2 separate regions of the Mus musculus genome follow, and region 2 is linked to region 1. A link is a loop called in an ENCODE intact Hi-C map of the cell type or tissue named here. Cell type or tissue: left cerebral cortex. All regions are shown on one strand. Each heading gives the region's core, and the rest is flanking DNA. Links, peaks and the distances in the headings are about the cores only. Region 1 overlaps Gm31990 (a long non-coding RNA gene). Region 2 overlaps Gm10851 (a long non-coding RNA gene).

Region 1 (10,665 bases), core at 1,642-9,641:
GCTGTGAGTCAACTGGTGTGGGTGCTGGACACACAGCCTGTGGACCTTTGCAAGAGGACTGTGTGCTCTCGACTGCCAGGCCATCCTCAGCCCTGTCTTTGTCCTTTTTAAAGTACACCTAACTTCAAGCTGTATCTGCAAGTATTGTTTGAATCTTCTTTGAAGTTATTCCTCTCTCTCTCCCTCTCTCTCTCTCTCTCTCTCTCTCTCTCTCTCTCCCCTCTCTCTTTCTCTCTCTCGCTCTCTCTCTCTCTCTCACACACACACATACAAACTCTAAGACCTAGTTGTAAAGAAAACAAAAATAAGGGGAAATTAAACTCAGACTCATCTGTGCACGCTCACAATCAATGGAAATAACAACATAACCTTTTAATTTTCAATTCATTTCAGTTTTCCTTTTCTCCTCCTCTTCGTCTCCCTTGTCTCCCTTATCCCCCCCCCCAACTACACTTCTCCCCTTCTTTCTCTTCTTCTTTTAAGACAGGGTCTCAAGTGTCCCAAGCTGGTCTTGAACTCACTATGTAGCTGAGGTTGACCTTGAACTTCATATTCTTCTGCCTCCACCTCTTGAGTGCTGGGACTACAGGCATGTAGTACAACTGGTTTATGTAGTAGTGGGGCCAGAACCCAGGGCCTCATGCATGTTGAACACTCTACCAACTGAGCTACCCAGTCCCAGCCCCAGCAACAGAATCTTGAGGAAAGACTTGGATTTCCTACACTGATCAGGCTTGCCTAGGCATACTTAGAAAGTGGGAGGTTTGTGTACGAGTGCTTTACCTACATGTATGTATATACACTACGTGCATGGCTGGTCCTGTGGAGACCAGAAGAAGTCACTGGATTCCCCAAGACTGGAATTACAGATGATTGTGAGCTGCCATGTGGGTGCTGGGATGCAAACCGGGACCCTATGGAAGAAGAGCTGGTACTCTTAACCACCGAAGCTCTCAATCCAGTTCTAAAAAGTGGGACTTTTGATGTTTTGTGAAGTGATATTTCATTGCATCTCAGCTGTTATTCACAGTTTCTGTGTGTGTTGGTAATGTGAACCAGCACTTCCTCCATTTTTCTGCGTATCTACTTTAGCCAATGAGCATGAGAGAGGAGCCTTTCATGATGGAGGGCATAATTTTATGCAAGTCGACGGTCTTAGTCAGGGTTTCTATTCCTGCACAAACATCATGACCAAGAATCAAGTTGGGAAGGAAAGGGTTTATTCGGCTTACACTTCTATACTGCTGCTCATCACCAAGGAAGTCAGGACTGGAATTCAAGCAGGTCAGAAAGCAGGAGCTGATACAGAAGCCGTGGAGGGATGTTCTTTACTGGCTTGCTTCTCCTGGCTTGCTCAGTCTGCTCTCTTATAGAACCAAGACTACCAGCCCAGGGATGGTCCCACCCACAAGGGGCCTTTCCCCCTTGATCACTAATTGAGGAAATGCCTTACAGTTGGATCTCATGGAGGCATTTCCTCAACTGAAGCTCCTTTCTCTGTGATAACTCCAGCTGTGTCAAGTTGACACAAAACTAGCCAGTACATCAACTCTCTGCTCCTCCCTGTTTCAGAGATGGCTGCATCTGGTGCAGTGCCAGTCTCGTCCCATAGACAAGATGGTGAAAATCGGTGTGAGTGGACTTGGCAGTATTGGGCACCTGGTTACCAGGGCTGCCTTCTGCCCTGCAGCTGGCAAAGTGGAGATTGTTGCTATCAACAACCCCTTCATTGACGTCAATTATATGGTCTACATGTAGCAGTATGGCTCTACCCATGGCAAACTCAACAGCACAGTCAAGGCTGAGAATGGGAAGCTTGTCATCAATGGGAAACCCATCACCATCTTCCAGGAGCAAGACCCTCTAACATCAAATGGGGTGATGCTGGTGCTAAGTATGTAGTGGAGTCTACTGGTGTCTTCACCACCATGGAGAAAGCTGGGGCCCACTTGAAGGGTGGGGACTAAAGGATCATCATCTCTGCCCCTTCTGCCAATGCCCCCATGTTTGTGGTGGGTGTGAACCATGAGAAATATGACAACTCACTCAAGATTGTCAGAAATGCATCCTGCACCACCAACTATTTAGCCCCCCAGCCAAGGTCATCCATAACAACTTTGGCATCATGAAAGGGCTCATGACCACAGTTCATGTTATCGCTGCCACTCAGAAGACTGTGGCTGGCTGGCTCCTCTGGAAAGCTGTGCCTTGATGGCCATGGCACTGCCAAGAGCATCATCCCTGCATCCACTAGTGCTGCCAAGGCTGTGGGCAAGGTCATCCCAGAGCTGAACAGGAAGCTCGCTGGCATGGCCTTCCATGTTCCTACCCCCAATGTATCCGTTGTGGATTTGACATGCCGCATGGAGAAATCTGCCAAGTATGATGACATCAAGAACGTACTGAAGGAGGCATCTGAGGGCCCACTGAAGGGCATCCTGGGCTACATTGAGGACCAGGTTGTCTTCTGAGACTTCAACAGCAACTCCCACTCTTCCACCTTTGATGCTGGGGCTGGCATTGCTCTCAATGACAGCTTTGTAAAGCTCATTTCCTGGTATGACAATGAATGCAGCTACAGCAACAGGGTGGTGTACAACCAACCTCATGGTCTACATGGCCTCCAAGGAGTGAGAAACACTGGACCACCCACCCCAGCAAGGACACTGAGAGCAAGAGAGAGGCCCTCAGTTGCTGAGGAGTCCCTGTCCCAACTCGGCCCCCAACACTGAGCATCTCCCCCACAATTTCCATCCTAGACCCTCATAATAACAGGAGGGGCCTGGGGAGCCCTCCCTACTCTCTTGAATACCATCAATAAAGTTTGCTGCAACCCCCCCCCCACTTCTCTCCCCCAAAAAACATGGCTTTCTCAGAGAAACACTGGAGAAATGCATCCTCAGGAGAACGGCCTTTCATGGAGTGTTAAAGAGAGCTAGCCAGAGGTAGAAATGCTATGATCTGAAAACTTAAGAGTCCTGAAGATATTGCCTAATGATGAAGGGTACTTGAGATTTTGTTTTGGTTTTTGGTTTTTGCACACACCCTTCCAAGACCTAGGTTCGATTCCCTGCACCCACATGGCAGTTGACAACTGTCAGTAATTCCAATTCCAAGGGATCCAATGCCTTTCAAAGGCACTGGATACGCACATTGTACACATACATATTTGCAGGCATAACTCTCATACACATAAAATAAATTTTAAATACTGCTTTAAAAAAGAAAAGAAGCTCACTGTATGTAAAGAAATGAAGAATACTGGAGAAGGGATAAATGCAGGTAAATAAAATCTTTTATTTTGCTTATCTATGGATCTGATGGACCAGGGAAATTAGCAATGGTGGTGATATAAGGGATGGAAGACAGACACAAGAAATTCTGTGTGGATAAAGTACTTGTTCTGCCTGTGAAGTGGCAGGATGTTATCTGAAAGTAAACTTGCAGTGTATGCTGTAGTCTCAAAGTCTTATTTTATATTGTTTGTATTAGCGTATGTTAGTTGCCTAATAATGGATTTCATCATGACATTGTCACATGTATCTAATTTCGATCACATCTGCATCCCATTATCTCCTTTTGTCCCCTCCTGTTCTTACTGGTCCCCGCCTCTTCTCAGCTACTGTCTAACTGAAAGCCAAATTAAAATTTAAAAAAGAGCCAAGCATGATGGTGCACGCTCTTTTAACCCCAGCACTTGGGAGGCGGTGACAAGTGAATGAGTTCAGGGCTGCCCTGGCCTGCATGGTGAGCTCCAGGCCAGCAGAAGCCCCATAGTGAGATCGTGTGTCTCAAAACAAACAAACAACAGATAAAAGTAAAGCAAAACAAAAAATGTTAATAGATTAAAAGTAAAGAGATGATAGAGAGATGGCTCCGTGGTTAAGTCTCAGGTTCAAATCCCAGTATCCACCTGGCAGCTCACAACCATAAACTCCAGCCCCAGGACATCTGGAATCCCTCTTCTGGCCTCTGCAGGTACTGCACCACACATGATGCGCAAACATGCATGCAGTCATAACACCTGTACACACAAAAAATAAATCTGTAAATGACTTTTAAAAGAACTTAGAACAGGCACAGGGGTGATCAGCAGGGGATGATAGATTTAAAACATGATATCTGCTCTCAGAGTATAGTTTGCCAGTTCCTCAAAATAAAAACACCAAATTAGTATTTGATCCGTCTATCCCGCTTCTAGGTTTATTACCCAAAACTGACAAATAAAGGCAGGAACTGTAATCCTTCTGTATAGTTCATGGCATTGTTCACCATCGCCTTAAAGTAGAAACAGCCCAGATGCCTGCTAATGAATGAGAGGTTAAGCAAAACGGGGCACATAATGTGCAGCAAGACATTATTCAAGCTTAAAGAATCTGATGTGTGCTGTATTATCTAGGGTTTCTACTGCTGTGATAAGACATTGTGACCAGGGCAACTTAGAGAAGGAAAAAGAAATGGGCTTATGGTTTCAAAGGGTTAGAGTTCATGATGGTGAAGCAAGAGCATAGTAGCAAGAGTATCTAAGAGCTCACCTTTCAAAACCACAAACTGGCCAGGAAGCAGAGAGACAGAGAGAGGGTCTCAAGGACAAGATCAATCTCTGGAGGCAACGGTTCTGTAGCCTTCTTCCTCCAGCCAGCTCCGCCCCTCTGCCAGCCTGATGGGCCACTAAGCCTCAGATGGATCGTGAGTTAATCCACTGATAAGTTGGTGCCAGTGAACCCAGGGGTTCACAAATCTCTAGTTTTCACTGGGATTAGCATGGACTCCATTCTTATTTTTTTACAAAGATTCTGGGGAATCCATCCCAGGTCCCCACACTTAGAAGACAAGTGTTCTTGAGCTACTTCCTCAGCCCTGGATCCATTTGATCAGGGTCAGACTGTGGTGTCTCCAGTTGGGATATTTGGTACTGACAGCTTTTGCACGGCTAGGAAGTTTAGCTCCCACTTCCCGCTGTGCTCCATATTCTCCTGCACCATTCATTCTGCCTGAAGACTATTCTGTGCCTTTCCATGTGGGAGCTGTGTGTATGTGTGGGTGGGTGACATGACAGAGCAGCTCATAAAACAGAATAAAAGTTTCTTTAGCTTTACTTTTTCAAAGCCTGTGTCCTTGTGGGAACATCAAGAAGGCAGGACATCTGGAAGGCAGCTGGCTACCTCTACTTAATGCCTACTAATCAAAAAAATAAATAAATAAAAATAAAGCAATCTTTAGGCTGGAGGGGGAAAAAGAGATAAGGACACGCAGAAAAATGGAATGAACACATATGTATGCATTCAGACATAGAAAAATGGGATGTTTCACACGCATATGATTGAACCAAGCCCGTAAGTTTGGTAACAACAGAATAAAAGATGATTTTGCCAAGTCATTCGCTTACTTTGGGAATTTTTCCCCCTTTTGAGTAGATGCCTGCGGAGTTGTCTAGGGTTCGTTACTTAATTTTTATGTTCTTGGTAATGGTAGATGTTACAAAATCCTAATGTTCTTAGGATTAGTAGACATTATAAAAGCCTGATTATTTGTGTGAGAGAAAAGGACAAGTGGGTCTTTGCTGGAGGCTCCTGTAGTCTGTCCCATCAGGTGATGGGCGCTTGCCTCTGGTAAGGATCTGTGATGGTTGGCAACTTAACAGGATCTAGAACCACCTAAGAGACAAGCCTTCATCTGAGCACAGCTAGCCTACTCAGACAGCGATTCTGACCTCTGACTTCTATCTGTGGCTCTGTCTCCTCCCAAGAGCCTCGTGGTCTTTTCCATTCTGAGAGCCGGTGTAGGAGGGGGTGAGACTCAAGTATAGCAAGTTGTTCTAGAGTGACTAGGAGTGATACAAACACACTCCATCTGCCAGGAATAGATGCCACAGTCACAATTATCACAGAGGATGTGAGGAAATAACTGTACAGCCAGAAGAGGATCTCAAAGATGCTGGTGAGCATTCCAGACAGTTGTCATGGCCCATCCTTGGCAATTAATGCGACTTATCATCTCAATAGTATTTTTTTTTTTTTTGGTTTTTCGAGACAGGGTTTCTTTGTGTAGCCCCAGCTGTCCTGGAACTCACTCTGTAGACCAGGCTGGCCTCGAACTCAGAAATCTGCCTGTCTCTGCCTCCCAAGTGCTGGGATTAAAAGTGTGCGCCACCACGCCTGGCTCAATAGGATTTTGAATCACCACGTGTGGGCATGTCAGTGGTGATTTCTGAACTGGGTTACCTGAGGTGAGAGGACCCACCCTAAATGTAGGTATGTAGCATCAACCCATGAGCTGGTGGTCTCAGAATAAATACAAAGAAAGTTAGCTGATCACTATATTCGTGGATCTCTGCTTCCTGACTGTGTACCCAGTGTGACCAGCTACCCTATGCTCCTACTCCCATGCCCTCCCTACCTTCAGATAAGGTGACAAATATCTGTTGGCCCTTCTGCTATTGATTTGGGACCACACACATTTTCTAGGGACAGAACCCAAGCCAGCTTTGCCATCTGATGGTATCAGTTATGAGAGACAGATGTATGGAATGCAAATCAAAACAAAATATCATAGCAACTACTGCATATAGCATACTAGATTCACCTCAGGTGAGTAAAACCGAGTGTTTCCATCTGGTAGTGACAAGAGAGTTACTAGGGGGCTGGAGAGATGGCTCAGTGGTTAAGAGCACTGGCTGCTCTTCCAGAGGTCCTGAGTTCAATTCCCAGCAACCACATGGTGGCTTACAACTCTCTGTAATGGGATCTGGTGTGACTAAAGACAGCGATAGTGTACTCACATACATAAAATAAATAAATCTTAAAAAAAAATGTTAAAGTGTGCACCACCATCACCTGGCTTTAAGAGAGAGAGAGAGAGAGAGAGAGAGAGAGAGAGAGAGAGAGAGAGAGAGAGAGAGAGGAAAGTTACTATGGAGGAAGTGACAGCAGAAGTGGGGCTCAGTTCATGAGTGGGATGTCTCCAGAGCTGGGTATTTTAAATGCCCGAGGCAGCTGAGCAAAGAAATCCCAGTGTGAAGTAAATTAGTCAGATGCAGCTACCCTGTGAGCTTCTGGGCGATGGTGGGCCATATGGGAAGGCTCTGGAACCTGTAGCCTATCCTATCTGGTTACTGGTGGCTTTTATAGCCATCTGCAAAGCCTAGATCCCTCCCAGACACCAGTCCTTATCAGCCTTTTCTGCACACACTCATCTTTCCAGGGTCAGGCAAAGTGTGTAATTTATCATAAGAAAGCCAGCGCCTCCCCTGAAGAAGCACCCAGAGATGTCACAGCTGGTGACTTCATTTATGTACTGCTAAATATCACAGGTCCTGTCAAACAGCTGGAAACTTTGCTCAGCTCCTGTCATCCACAGGAGTTGGTTAATGGTTAGTTTCTAATTGCTGCCTCAAGCTGACTGGTGGGAGGCTCTCTGTGAGTCAGAGCTCTGACATTCCAGGAGGTCACTGGGGAGGCACTCCCCCAACCCCAAACGTGACCCTAGGCATGCGGGCCAGCAAGCCAGGGAAAAGAGAGCTTTCCTCCCTTCCAACCAATCTTGTGGGGAAATGAACCAGAGTCCTATTGCCAAAATAGAATGCTAGGAAAAAAGAAAAAAATAAACTCTGCTAAGCCCATTGTTTAAAAACAGATGCCATTTCCCCAAGCTAATGGAAACACCCAGGAATGGCTGTGCAGAAAAGGACATTTCAGTCCTTCTAAATTCTCAATATTTTGAAATGCAAATATCCCATATATGCATGCATTCACAACAGCATAACATTAAGCTAGAACTATTATTTTTACAAGAAGGCAGATCAGGAAGTTAAATGTGGGCTGGGGATATAGATAGCTTGTATAGGATTGCAGAGTAGTATAGGATACTTGTCTGCTGCACACAAGCTTCGGGTTTGATCCCTAGCACTACATAGCACTGAGAAACCTGTGTGTGCCTGTAATTGCAGTAGCTGGAGGTGGAGGCAAGCAGACCACAAGTTCAAGGGTCACCCTTGCTACGTAGTAAGTGTGAGGCCAGCCGAGGTTATGTAAGACTTTGTCTCAAAAAAAAAAGAAAAAAGAAAAAAGAAAAGGAGAGAGAAAGTGAAAAAGAAATGGTAGCTGTTCACATAGACATGAATACAAAATCCAAATACACATAAATATAGGCTTTATAGTGGTGTATATACCTTCATTTAAAAGGGGAAAGTACTTAAGGATAAAATCAACAGGGGCTAGGGAGATGACTCAGTGCTTGCTGAGCACAAAAAGATCTGAGTTCCCATCCCAACATCCACATCAAAACCTGCTGTGGTAGCTTTGCACTTCTGTAACCCCAGCTGTGGAGGTGCATCCTGCCTCAAGAATTCAGACGGAGAACAACTGAGGAAGACTCACGATGTCAACGTCAGGCATAGCACCGTGCTCACCCACACATACGTGTGTGTGCCCACACATGGGCAACACCACACAAAATCAAAATAAGTACATACTAAAAAATTAAGAATAAAAAAGTTATCAGTTACCCTATTGTTACCATCTTGATATGATGTATACAGATTAGTGATCCACTAATAGCAATAGTAACAGAAATTAATTATCGATGGCTAACGCCAGACTGCATTGAGACTTCACATGCTAACTCCTTTAATTCACACCCCGGCCCTGGAACGGGAGTTTTGCTACTCACTTTCCTTTGACTGGTGAGGAACTTTCCAGAACATGCCTGTCTTGGTTCTCCCAGATAAAGTCAGGTCTTGGGTTCAAATCTGTCCAATTTATGAAACTGATTTTAGCCCTGGCATTTTACCATGCCCTGCAATGGTGTCTTGCATCCACTTACTCAAACCTCTCCTCCATAGCTTTGTGAAAACTCTAGGCTAAGCACTTAGAGGTCAGAAATGCTCTCTGCCCTCAGCAAGCCTTTGGTCTGCAGGTCAATAGCGGCATTATCTTTTAAATTGCCAGGTAGATAACAATTTTATTCATAATTAGCTTCAAACTGGAGTCCACCCAAATGTCCCTCGGAGTGAAGAGATTAAAATAAACTGGCATATGTTAGGGGATACCTCCTACCCACCAGCTTAAAAAACAACAACAAATACACGCAGCAACTTGGATGAATCTCAGAAGGAAACCTACTCTTGCTCTGTTCTCCTATGGTGCCATACCGTGTAGTATGAAACATTGTAGCGCTATGGAGCAAGTGGCGGCTGCCAGGAGCTGGGGAGAGAGGAGGCACAGCCTCTGGGAGGATTGATGAGTGAGTCTAACAGGGATATGGAAACTCTGGGCTTTGATCTGAGAGTTGCTGGGAAAATCTCTCCATGGTAAAGCTGCATAGAACTACGCATGGGTACACCAGAACACATAGAGAGTACATATAAAACAAGGTCAGTCTCCTAGTTGCAGGGGATCTTTGCTTTCCTCTGGCCTGTGGATACTACATATATGTAGGGAGATGGGGGGGGGGAGCAGGGAGAAAGAGAGAGACAGAGAAAGACAGAGAGAGAGGAAGGGGGAAGGGGGAGAGAGAGACAGAGAGAGACAGAAAGACAGAGAATGAATAATAAACAACCTGGGGGCTAGAGCGATGGCTGAGTGGTTAAGAGCACTGACTCTTCTTCCAGAGGACTCTGGTTCAAATCCCAGCCCCCACATGATAGCTCACAACTGTCTGTAATGCAGAATCTGACCCCCTCACACAGATATACATGCAGGCAGAACACCAATGTACATTTGAGAAGTAGAAAATAAACAACCTAAAGTTATACTTTAAATTAATAATAATTATGCTGGTAGTCTTATCTATAAGAGGCTATTTAGCCCTGCCAATCTGCAGGTTCTCAGCTAAGGCTGCTGCTCTGAAAGAGCCAAGCTTTCATCAGCAGAAGTCAAGTGAGATGCTCATAGGTGATGTGTGCACTTAACTGTTACTGTCCTACTAGACTCTCAAATATCCGTGCCTACACATGAAATGTTTCCCCAGTGCAATCTGGGGCCTACATACATGTGAGGCTGTGTGATCTTCTACATCACCATCCTGGGGGGTTAGGTGTTTGTTTTGGTCTTGATTGGGGGTGGGGCGGTGTTGATAGTTAGACTAGCAGCTCACTTATGCTAAGCACTCATGTTTAGTACTCATTGCCTTAAACTTTTTGTAGACCTTGTAAACTTTTTGTGTCCTTGAGCTCCAGCCAAGATTAAAGGCACACACCACCACACCTTGCCAGCCCTTGGTTTTTGGGACAAATCTCATTACCTTATCTCAGACTGCCTTGGAACTTGGCATTGTCGCCCTTGCTGGCCTCAAAAGCTCAATCCACTCACCCCTGCCTCTGCAGTGCTGGGTTAGAGGCGGACACCATTATGACCAGATTGAGATTGTCAACCATTTGTCCATTTGTCGCTTAAAGTGTAGCACTTTTATTAAATATACCTTTTCTAAGTTATGCCTTAGCTATACTTCCAACCCATGCATGCAAATAAATAGCAACCCCTCCCCTCCCCGTGCTAGTCATTCATTTGCTGTGTTTGTTTGTTTGTTTGTTTGTGGCCTTTTGCAGCCCTGGCTGGCTTGGAACTTGTTAGGTGGAACAAGCTGGCCTTGATTGAACTCACAGAGATCTGCCTACCTCTGTCTCCCAAGTGCTGCGATTATAAATTTGCACCCCACTGTTGCCAT
Region 2 (10,665 bases), core at 1,421-9,420, 110 kb after region 1:
TTCCCTTAGCTCCTTCTCTTATAGACGGGAGTGTTTGAGCACAAAAGGGAACAAATCTCACTGATGCACATCAGAAAGCTAGGTTGTCTTTGTTTTTCTTAAAGAAAGGACAAGGCTGGCTGGCACTGCCCTCCTACAGCTCTTTCTGCCACCATCTCCCTATCACTAAGTTATTAGGCATGTTCGCATCCCTAAAATAAGACGATGCCAACCACACTAGCATTCCTCTGCACTTGAGGGAGTTCCCGCATTCAGTACTCAGTCCCCTCTTCAATTGCAACAATTGTAGGCGACTCTAGGCACATGGGATGTGGGCATAGCAACTGGAAGTGGCTGAAATTGTTGTGATGGAGACGGGGTTAACACCGCATATGGATGTACTATGACTGCGAGATAGAATCTCGTGCAGTGGCTCACCAATGTCATCTTGCACTTGGGAGGCTGAGGCAGGAGTTCTGCCATGAGCTCAAGACCAACCTGAGCCACAGAGAGAAATCCTGTCTAGACTGATCTACAATATAAAACCTGTATCTGGCACTGTTATCGGGTCAAAGAACCTATGGCTAGACAGGTCCCAGGCCCCTGGGGAGAATTCTGGTAAACAGGCATAGTATTAAACCAATCCCTAATTAGGCATCCTTATTCTCATAGATAACCATCTCCCAACTGCCGTCAGAGGCTTCTTAGGTTCAGGTAATAGGAGACTATAGGCTGCTCACCCCTAAATGTCTCATCATTCACCGCCTCCCAAGGGTTGGGGACAATTGCAAAACAGGGGTGAGAAAGGCTGTGTGAGCCAGAGGCAGCTGTTGACTACCAGGAAAGTGGCTGTGGGACACAGCAGGGGCAATTGCACATACAACTTTACAGTAGTTGAGACGGCTTGCATAAGACCTGCACAAGCTCAAGCCCAGCTTCCCCAGCATGTAGAAAGAATGGGGGCGTGTAATCAAACCCCCAGATAAAGATCTACTGGACAAACGGTAGCTGCGGGAGAGGGAAAGTTCATTTTCTTTGAGTGCAGGGCTCCTGGATGGTCAACCATGCTCCAGTGGAAGGCTATGTATGCAAGAGAACATGGGTAGTGGCAGCTATACTCAATGTGTTTGGAGAGGGAGGGGAGGAGGAGGGGGAGGGAGGGGGAAGGGGATGGGGAGGAGAGGAGAGGAGGGGAAGGGAGGGGAAGGGGAGGGGAAGTAGAGGGGAGGGGAAGGGGAGGAGGAGAGACAGAGGATACAAAGTTGGATGGATGAGTAAGAGAGATATGGGTGGATCTGAGAGGAGTAGGGAAGGGTGAATATGATCAAAATTGTATGTGTAAAATTATCATAGAACCAATGAAGAATGAGAAAAAAGAAACTGTCCTAAACCAGAAAGGGGGGGGGGGGTTGGCGGCTAGGGAATGAAATGCCTCTATTTTCTAGGAATTATAACCATGTAAAGAACAGCTTGTAGGCTGGTCGGTGGTGGCGCACGCCTTTAATCCCAGCACTTGGGAGGCAGAGGCAGGCGGATTTCTGAGTTCGAGGCCAGCCTGGTCTACAAAGTGAGTTCCAGGACAGCTAGGGCTACACAGAGAAATCCTGTCTTGAAAAAAACCAAAAAAAAAAAAAAAAAAAAAAGAACAGCTTGTATTTCTCTCCTCTCTAGATACTCGTTTATATTATGCCTAGAAACAAAAGAGATGCAGCTGGTGTGTGCACAGAGCACACAGAGATGCTGAGCCAAGGTTATCCTCAAATTCCTAACCCCCCTGCTTCCACTTCCCACCGTCAGGATTGCAGGAAGACACCACCAGGCCCTGTCTCATTTCTATTTGTTTCTTTGTTGCTGTTTGCTTTTATCCTTGATTTGTTTGTTGTTTTCTTGTTTATTTTGGAACGAACTGAGACAGAATGTCACTTTGTTGCAGACTGACCTTGAACTCACAGCAGGTTTCCTGCCTGAGTCCCAAGTGTGGATCACACGCCTGAGCCACCACATCCAGCTTCAGGCTTCTGCTCTTGTCCAAGTCAGCAGGGCATCCAACATCCTAGGTTAAAAAACAAGCCCAACAAGGCCAGGGCCTTAGCTGGCAAGTCCAGGACAGCTCTAGGCCAATGGACCCGGGAGAGGATCCCAGGCTTATCCAGCAGAACCTGAGCTGGATGCCGGTGGCCCCTGCCTGTGTGGTATGATGTCCTCAGCCAGGTGCACCCAACATTGTGAGGCAGAGGGAAATGGACTTGTTTATTGTTTACTGACCAATGACATTTCTAAGAACTCTGAGGCTGGATTAAGAAACAAGTTAAAGGGAGATGGGCTGGCTGGCGGGCCGGTCAGCGAAGTGTCAGTTTCTTCTTGTAAACAGGCCTAGGTCAGTAAAAGGATCTGACTGAGATGTGTTAGACCAGCATGAACCACACGAACGTTTCAGGTTTCGAATGAGCATATGAAGATAACAGAGGTCACTAGAAATACGGGAGCTTCAGAGAAAGGTCAACCTGGTCACATCTGAGGCTAACTTTTTCTGTAACTTCCTTTATGTCACCAAATCTTAGCTTATAAATTTCCTTTTTAAAGTATCTGTGTTTGGCTGTCTCCACACTGATTTTCTTTCTTTCTTTCTTTCTTTCTTTCTTTCTTTCTTTCTTTCTTTCTTTCTTTCTTTCTCTCTCTCTCTCTCTCTCTCTCTCTCTCTCTCTCTCTCTCTCTTTCTTTCTTTCTTTCTCTTTAAAAAAAAAAGCCTCACTTTGAAGCCCAGGCTGGAGTTGAACTCACAATCATTCCAGCTCAGGCTCCCAGACCTTAAATGCCTAACCTAGGCCCAGGGAGACAGGAAGAGAAGGAGGGGATAGGGCTGAAAATGGTCTTAGGAAGCTTGGACTTCGGGAACTCCGAAGTTTCAAAAGCCTATGCCAAGCCCAGTGCCTGTCTGTCTGTCTGTCTGTCTGTCTGCTTGTGGATCAGGATACTCCGGTACTGCTCCAGCTCCCCATGTACTGCCACGCTCCCTGCCATGAGGATAATGAGTTAAACTTCTGAAACTGTAAGCAAGTCCCCAGTTAAATGCTTTTTAAAAAAAATAAATAAAGGGGGAACAAATACTCACAGGAGGAAATATGGAGTGTGGAGCAGAGACTGAAGGAAAGGCCATCCAGAGACTGCCCCACCTGGGGAATCCATCCCATATACAGACACCAAACCCAGACACTATTGTGGATGCTGGGAAGTACTTGCTGACAGGAGCCTAATATGGCTGTCTCCTGAGAGGCTCTGCCAGAGCCTGACAAATACAGAGGGGGATGCTTGCAGCCAACCATTGGACTTTGTATGGGGGTCCCTGACGGAGGAGTTAAAGAAGGAACTGAAGGAGCTGAGGGGGTTTGCAGCCCCGTAGGGGGAGCAACAGTGTCAACCAGCCAGACCCCCCCCCCCACTGGAGCTCCCTGGGACTGGACCACCAACCAAAGAATATACATGGAAGGACCCTTGGTTCCAGCCACATATGTGGCAGAAGATGGATGGCCTTGTTGGACATCAGTGGGAGGAGAGGCCCTTGGGCCTGAGGGTGTTTGATGCCCCAGTGTAGAATGGCAGGAAGAAAAGATGGGAGTGGGTGAGTAGGGGAGCACCCTCATAGAGGCAGGGGAATGGGGGATGGAATAGGGAGGTTCTGAAGGGGACACATGGAAAGGGAAAAACATTTGAAATGCAAATAAAGAAAATATTCAATAAAAAAAAATAGCAAAAAGTAAAATAAAATAAAGAGTTGCCGCCGAGTGGTGGTGGTGCACGCCTTTGATCCCAGCACTTGGGAGGCAGAGGCAGGCGGATTTCTGAGTTCAAGGCCAGCCTGGTCTACAGAGTGAGTTCCAGGACAGCCAGGGCTATACAGAGAAACCCTGTCTCGAAAAACCAAAGCCTTGGTCATGGTGTCTCTTCACAGCAGTAGAACAGTGACTAAGACCCTAACCTTAAACATTGATCCTCCTGCCTCTACTTTCCAAGTGCTGAGGTCATAGACATGTTTATTCAATGCTGGGTATGGAACTCACAGCTAACTAGACAGATACAAAGTGAGTTATCTCTCTCCCAGCCCCCACCTCAGCTTTTTTGGATGAATGAGTGTTTTCATTCTGTTCCCCACAGGTTACAAGGAGACTTTAAAAGAGTTGCTAATGGTTTGATGTCTGAACAGGTGACCCATGGTGTATGCTCCCATTCAGTGTGCTGGAAATTGGGTTTCTCAGGACTTGACCACAAAGGAACCCATTCCCACTGACTCCTGGGTGTCTTGAGGGAACTGAGAAACCTGTTGGCAGAGGCTCTGTCAGGTCTGCTGGTGACAGGGCATGGCACTGGGACATCCAGATGTTTCACTAGGGAAACACCTGGATGATGTAAACACAGAAGGGGAGAGTCACATCACCCACATCCAGGATGAGCTAACCTGGGAGACCTCGGGATGCAAGGGATAAAAGAGAGGCACTGAAGGTGCTTGGCTTTCTCAGACCTGCAGCTTCCAGTAGAAGCCACACTGAGATAAGACGCTTTATCAGTAAATCCCTTGGAACTTCACAAGTTTCTCTTTATCTCGAAGGGTCATCTGGGATGTCAGAGTGCTTCTCCAGGCCAGAAAGAGAGGAGAGGAGAAAGGCCTGAGGCCCTGTGGTAGGTCAGGGCAGGTCTTCTCAAGGATAACTCCAACTACACCCAGCCCCGCCTCCCTCCCATACACAGTTTGTTTTCTTTTTTCTTTCTTTCTCTTCCTTCCTTCCTTCCTTCCTTCCTTCCTTCCTTCCTTCCTTCCTTCCTTTCTTTCTTTCTTCCTTTCTTTCTTTCTTTCTTTTTTATGAGAGAACAGTATCTCATGTAGCCAGGCTGGCCTCAAACTCACGTTATAGACAACGCTGACCCTGAGCTTCTGGTCGTATCACCTCCACATCCTGACTCTTAGATACAGTCCCCGGTTGCTTTGCTCACTTTACTGCTGGAAATAGAACCCAAAGCTTCGTGCTTGTTTTTTAAAGACTCTACCAACGGAGCTATATCCCCAGCCCTGGTTTTGTTGGAGTTTTTGTTTTTTATTTGTTCATGATACGGGGTCTCACTCTGTAGTTCTGACTAGCCTGGAACTTGCTAGAGACCAGGCTAGCCTCACATCTGCCTCTGCCTCCCAAACACTGGCAATAAAGTCATACCCAAATTGGCTTTGAGTAAGATGTAAAACCAAGCCTGTTCTTGAGTTTCTCCTGTCTCTGCCTCTTGCATGATGAGATTACAGGTCTGGGAGTTAACAGTTGCCTCTGATATTGAAACATTGAGCTCTTAAAGCAGAGAGGGAAACAAATTAAAAACTCTTGAAAACTGACCTGATTCACTAGGGCCCACCATGCCAGAGAAAGCAGAGCCGAGCTACAAAGGAGACTCCCAGACCAGACTTACTGCCTGGAAGAATCAGAAGCCAGCCCAGACACCTGGAGATTTAGAGCAACCGTGGCACCTGGAAAGGACACCCTCTGATCTGTTGAGCTGCCTGTGCAGTGTGCTCCAGGTCTATCAGTCTTTGTGAGCTGGGGTGGGCTCTGTTGATGCAGCTGTCTTTGAGTAACTTCTGCTCCTGTAAGCAACCCCTCACCAACGCTTCTGTAAGTAACCATGATAGAACTCTTGGTTCACCAGGGTGGACTATGGTGGCATCCATACTTTGGTCTGTCATGGGTTTCCTTTCTGGGGTGAGTTGATGACTGTGTTTTATCTCTCCAGGAAAAGTTTTGTCACACAACACTATCAGCTGTTAGATAACACTTAAGGATTCAGCGTCTCACTATCATTGCAAAGGTGTAACAAAGAACCCTTGCTTCCTGGATTCAAAGAAACAACGGTTGTAGATTCACAGAACGTTGGTGCCTTAGGAATTAGTGGGCATCCTACTTTCTTCTCAAGCCTTGATGTTGATCCTGCAGGAGGGAGGGAGAGCAAGGCCCAGAACTGCTTCTACTCCAAGCACAGCCCATGCCTACCTCCTTCCTCAACCTGAAGCAAAGTTTGATTCTTTTGGCTGCATCAGCCCCTTCCCCTCTGCTGAAGTGGGCCACAGAAGCCATCTGGACCATGATGCAAGCCAAGGTTGGGAAATTTACCACACTTCCTTGATGGGAACAGTCCCAGCAAATGTGCCGATGACTTCACTGAGTGAGCAAGCAGGGACTTCCTTGCGATCTCAAATCCAGGACCTCGGTGTTCCAGCAGACGGCACAGCATCTGTCCCTGACACCTAGTGGTTTTCGGGTTTCCCTCAGTGACTCAGACACTGCCACAGAGGCAAAGGTGCCCAGCTCACGCTTTCTGAGTCATCCTTCCAACTACAGAACTCTGGGCTCCAGCCAGATCCATAGCATAACAATTTGCCACTGAAATAGTTGACAATTTCCACGCATTCCAGCTCAGGAAGTGCTGGCTTGCTCTCTGCTATCCCATCCCTGCTTTGAATAGGAGGAGCTAATCTTGGCTAATAACAAATTACTACCTCCACTAAGATGCTTACTATTATGAATGCGTGTGGTACTGCATGTGTGTACATGACAAACCCACGTATGAAAAAGAACAGACTTAGAAAGATGAGTTAAGGATAAGGCTGGCACATTCCCCTAATATCAAAACTCAGAGGATGTGGCAAATGAACTGTGAGTTCTAGGACAGCCTAGGATACACACATAATTACAAGACCTCCAGGGCTACATAGAGACCCTGTCTCAAACAAAACAAAACAAAAGACAAAAAAAACCACAAAACCAACCAACCAAACAGCAGGCGTATGCCAAGGCTGGCAGATCCCGGAGTTAGAAGCCTGGTCTACAGAGCAAGTTCCAGCATAGCCAGGGCTACACAGAGAAACCCTGTTTCAAGAAAGCCTGGCTCCGGGCTGGAGAGATGGCTCAGCGGTTAAGAGCACTGACTGCTCTTCTAATCCCTGCAACTACATGGTGGCTCACAACCATCCTTAAAGAGATCTGACGCCCTCTTCTGGTGTGTCAGAAGACAGCTACAGTGTACTTACATATAACAATAAACAAATCTTTAAAAAGGAAATAAAGAAAGAAAGAAAGAAAGAAAGAAAGGAAGGAAGGAAGGAAGGAAGGAAGGAAGGAAGGAAGAAAGAAAGAAAGAAAGAAAGAAAGAAAGAAAGAAAGAAAGAAAGAAAGAAAGAAAGAGAGAAAGAAAGAAAGAAAGAGAGAGAGAAAGAGAAAGAGAGAAAGAAAGAGAAGCTCTGTCTCAAAAAGAACAATAAAAGGTCTTGTGACAACTTTCATGTCACTACAGTTCTGGGGAACTGATGCCCTCTTCTGGCCTCTAAAGACACCATAAAGATACCTAGGCACAGACACACACTACTACTACTACTACTACTACTACTACTACTACTACTACTACTATTATTATTATTATTATTATTATTATTGACAGGGTCTCTCTATATAGCCCTGGATGTCCTAGAACTCAAATATAAACCAAGCTGACCTTATACTGAAGAGATCTGCCTTCCTCTGCATCCTGACAGCAGGTATCAAAGGGATGTGCCACAATGCTCAGCTAACAGTTTTTAAAAATACAGGGCTGGAGAGACGGCTCAGTGGTTAGGAGCCCTTGCTGCTCTTCCAGAGGACCTGGGTTCATTTCCCAGCACCCACATGGCAGCTCACAACTGTCTGTGACCCTAGTTCCAGGGTCGCAGGATACTCTCACACAGAATACATGCAATCAAAACACCAATGCATATAAAATAAAAATAAGCAAATAATTAACAATATGCTAAGGCAGGAGCATTGATACAAGTTTAAAGACAACCAAGTAAACAGTGAGTTCCAGTCTAGCCTGAGCTACATGAGACATGTCTCAAAGAAACATCCACCCTTCAAACAAAAACTAGAGGAACAGAAGGGAAAGCACTTGGACCGTAGCTAGCTAAAGCTACTTTCAATAGACCACCCAGCCATCGAATGAACCATGAAGGATAGAATGACAACTGAGCTCAGCCATTTTTAGGGGATGCCACACCCTGTCTTGAGACTAAGTATCTATTTCGAGAGCTCTGGTAAACAAGGCTCTTTTGCTTAGGAGCAAAATCAGATAGCCCAGTGCAAAGGTGCCTTTCTATAATCCTAACATCCGGGATGCTGAGGTGGGAGAAGTCACTGAGAGGGTGAGGCTGCCTGGATTCATAGCTTGGGATACACAGCAAGATCCGGTCTCACACAAAACCACAAACCCTTCCATCTCAACATTCTAGAACTGAAACCTAAAAAAAAAAAAAAAAGACTGGGAAAGCCTTAAAGAAACACACAGGCAAGGGAAAGAAAAACAAGAAGAACAACCTTATATAAGTGTGTATTTGGGAGGCAGGCAAGGACAGTCCCTCTTCTGATCTCTTCTGGTCCCTCCTGGTCAGTTCTTCAGACAGATCTCAGCATCTGGGTTTTTTCTTAAACGTGAATATTGAGAGGTGGCTTTTTTGTTTATTGTTTGAGACACTGCCTCAATTGTATAGCTTTAGCTGGACTGTGTAGACCACACTGGCTTTAAACTCCCAGGGATCCACCTGTATCTGCCTCCCTAGTGCTCGGATTAAAGGTATGTGTCACCACACCTAGCTGTTTGCTTCTAAAACAGGGTGCAGTTCCCATCTGTCTGGTCTCAAACTCCCTAGAGAGTTAAGGATGATCTGAACACCTTGGCCTCTAGAGTCCTGGTATTATAGGCATGTACCACCGCTCCCAGGTCATGTAGCACCAGGGACGTCGGCCGTACCACCACTCCCAGGTCATTGTAGCACCAGGGAACCCATTGTAGCTCCCAGGGTTACCATTGTAGCCAGAACATGCATACAAGTTCTCTAGCAGCTGAGCTACCTCCCCAGCAAGATTCCATGTAATCTGTAAGCCCCTCTGCAGATCCCAATGGTCCCCTCTTCCCTTCAGTGTCACCTATGCCACCCCCCCCCGTTAAAATCAAGTCTCTCAAGCAGAGAAGATCTACTCTTCAGCGATGATGCCAGTCTTTGAGACGCCCACTGAGTCATGGTGGCTTCGTTTTAGCTACCTATAGCCTTCCACTCACTGAGATGCCGCTCTACTGGTTACCATGGATACCCATATTATACTTTTCCAGGCCCAAGAGTAAGAATGCAAAAGGTGTTCTCCCCAAGGGCCATCTAAGGCCAACATGACTTCAGGAACTCTAAAAACAAAAACAAAATACAAAAAAACAGCACTCATTACAGAGAAGCAACCAGGTGTGAATGCTGCCTTGGGTAAATCCTTCTAAGCAAAACACAAACAAAACCCACCAAACAAACAAAACTTTGATATCAAAGTTTCAGGATGGGTTCTTAGTCTGAGCTACATGAGGCCCTGACTCAAAAAGAAAAACACAGAAGGAAATTTTTATCTAAAACATTTAGCACCTCTGAAAGTTCGTGCTTCATTCTGCAGCCCAGGCTGGCCTGGAATTCATAGTTTGTAGCCTAGACTGCCCTTGACTCGTGGCAATCCTCCTGTTTCTGACTCTTGAAATAAGGGATATTAGTACCTACCCTGTAGGATAGTAGGGGCAGGGGCAGGCCTGTTTGTGTATTTGTGTGTGTACATCTTTTAAAGGCAAGATCTCACGTAGCCCAGCCTGGTCTCTAACTTGCTATGAAGCTAAGACTGGCCTTGAATTCCTGATCTCTTGACTACCTGCTAGGATTATACATATATACGATCATACCCAGATATCCCTAGGGTAATACCAAACCAAAACCCAGGGACCACAGAGCTGATGCAGACCAGCATCTCTCTCCTGACTTTTCAGGGAAGTAGACTCTGTGTTATCTTCTAGGTAATAAGTACTCAGGTCAAATTCATCCTTAAGACACAGCTCTGAGCCGGGCAGTGGTGGCGCACGCCTTTAATCCCAGCACTCGGGAGGCGGAGGCAGGCAGATTTCTGAGTTCGAGGCCAGCTTGGTCTACAAAGTGAGTTCCAGGACAGCCAGGGCTATACAGAGAAACCCTGTCTTGAAAAACCAAAAAAATAAAAATAAAAATAAAAAAATAAAAAAAAATAAGACACAGCTCTGCAGATCTAATCTGCTTTGAGGAGGGGAAGGGTTAGAAAGCTGGGGACAGGGTAGGAAACAATGAACAGCTGCTGATATCACGATGCCGTTGTATTTGTTAAACCCATAGTCAGGATCATACTTCCTGGTGAGGTGGAGATGGGACATCCTTCCTTAGTGCTGGGCAGTCCTTTTCCACCTGTACATAGAGCAGCAACACACCTTAAAGAGCGAACCTTCCAGACCAAATGATAAATCGACGCAGAACCCTGCAGACTATATCACTTTTTGCAAGGTCATCTACCTATCTATCATCTATCTATCTACCTATCTATCATCTATCTATCTATCTATCTATCTATCAGGATAAATTCTTTTATGGATACACAAAGGCTTGGGGTACGCAAGATGAAAACTGAGTTTTAGGCACCCATCTCTCTCTCCTGTGAATGTGAACTTCTAGCTCAATCTGATTCCTGGACAGAACCCTATAATTTTTCAGTAATGAATCTCAAATTTGGCTCCTATAAGTTTATATCCCCCGAGGCAAAAGCAAGACCAACACAACCTCCTGTTTACCCAGCC

The links. A loop is a pair of places that touch in the nucleus more often than their neighbours do. Peaks named below come from ENCODE experiments on the same cell type or tissue, not always from the same donor. Only the 100,000 strongest peaks of a DNase experiment are listed, where the experiment ranks them.
Region 2: it touches region 1 in a loop (5-fold over the local background); 4 of 42 quality-filtered maps call a loop at or near these places.

What each region holds. Positions count from the first base shown.
Region 1 is chr2:11,418,605-11,429,269 of GRCm38, forward strand. Gm31990 (a long non-coding RNA gene) reads right to left here. Exons shown (of 3, transcript XR_865971.1): 3 at 3,923-4,024. It also overlaps the pseudogene Gm13296. Among named protein-coding and RNA genes, the nearest start is that of Gm31990, 24 kb to the right of the region's middle. In left cerebral cortex, for the core only: a CTCF peak has its summit at 3,968 (motif pointing left); DNase peaks (open chromatin) are centred at 5,018, 5,829, 7,030, 7,448 and 2 more places.
Region 2 is chr2:11,524,096-11,534,760 of GRCm38, forward strand. It overlaps Gm10851 (a long non-coding RNA gene), which reads left to right. Exons shown (of 3, transcript XR_865972.3): 2 at 5,367-5,630; 3 at 5,749-5,878. It also overlaps a transcript of Pfkfb3 not described here. Among named protein-coding and RNA genes, the nearest start is that of Gm10851, 7.8 kb to the left of the region's middle. In left cerebral cortex, for the core only: no CTCF peak of the experiment used is centred there; a DNase peak (open chromatin) is centred at 6,259.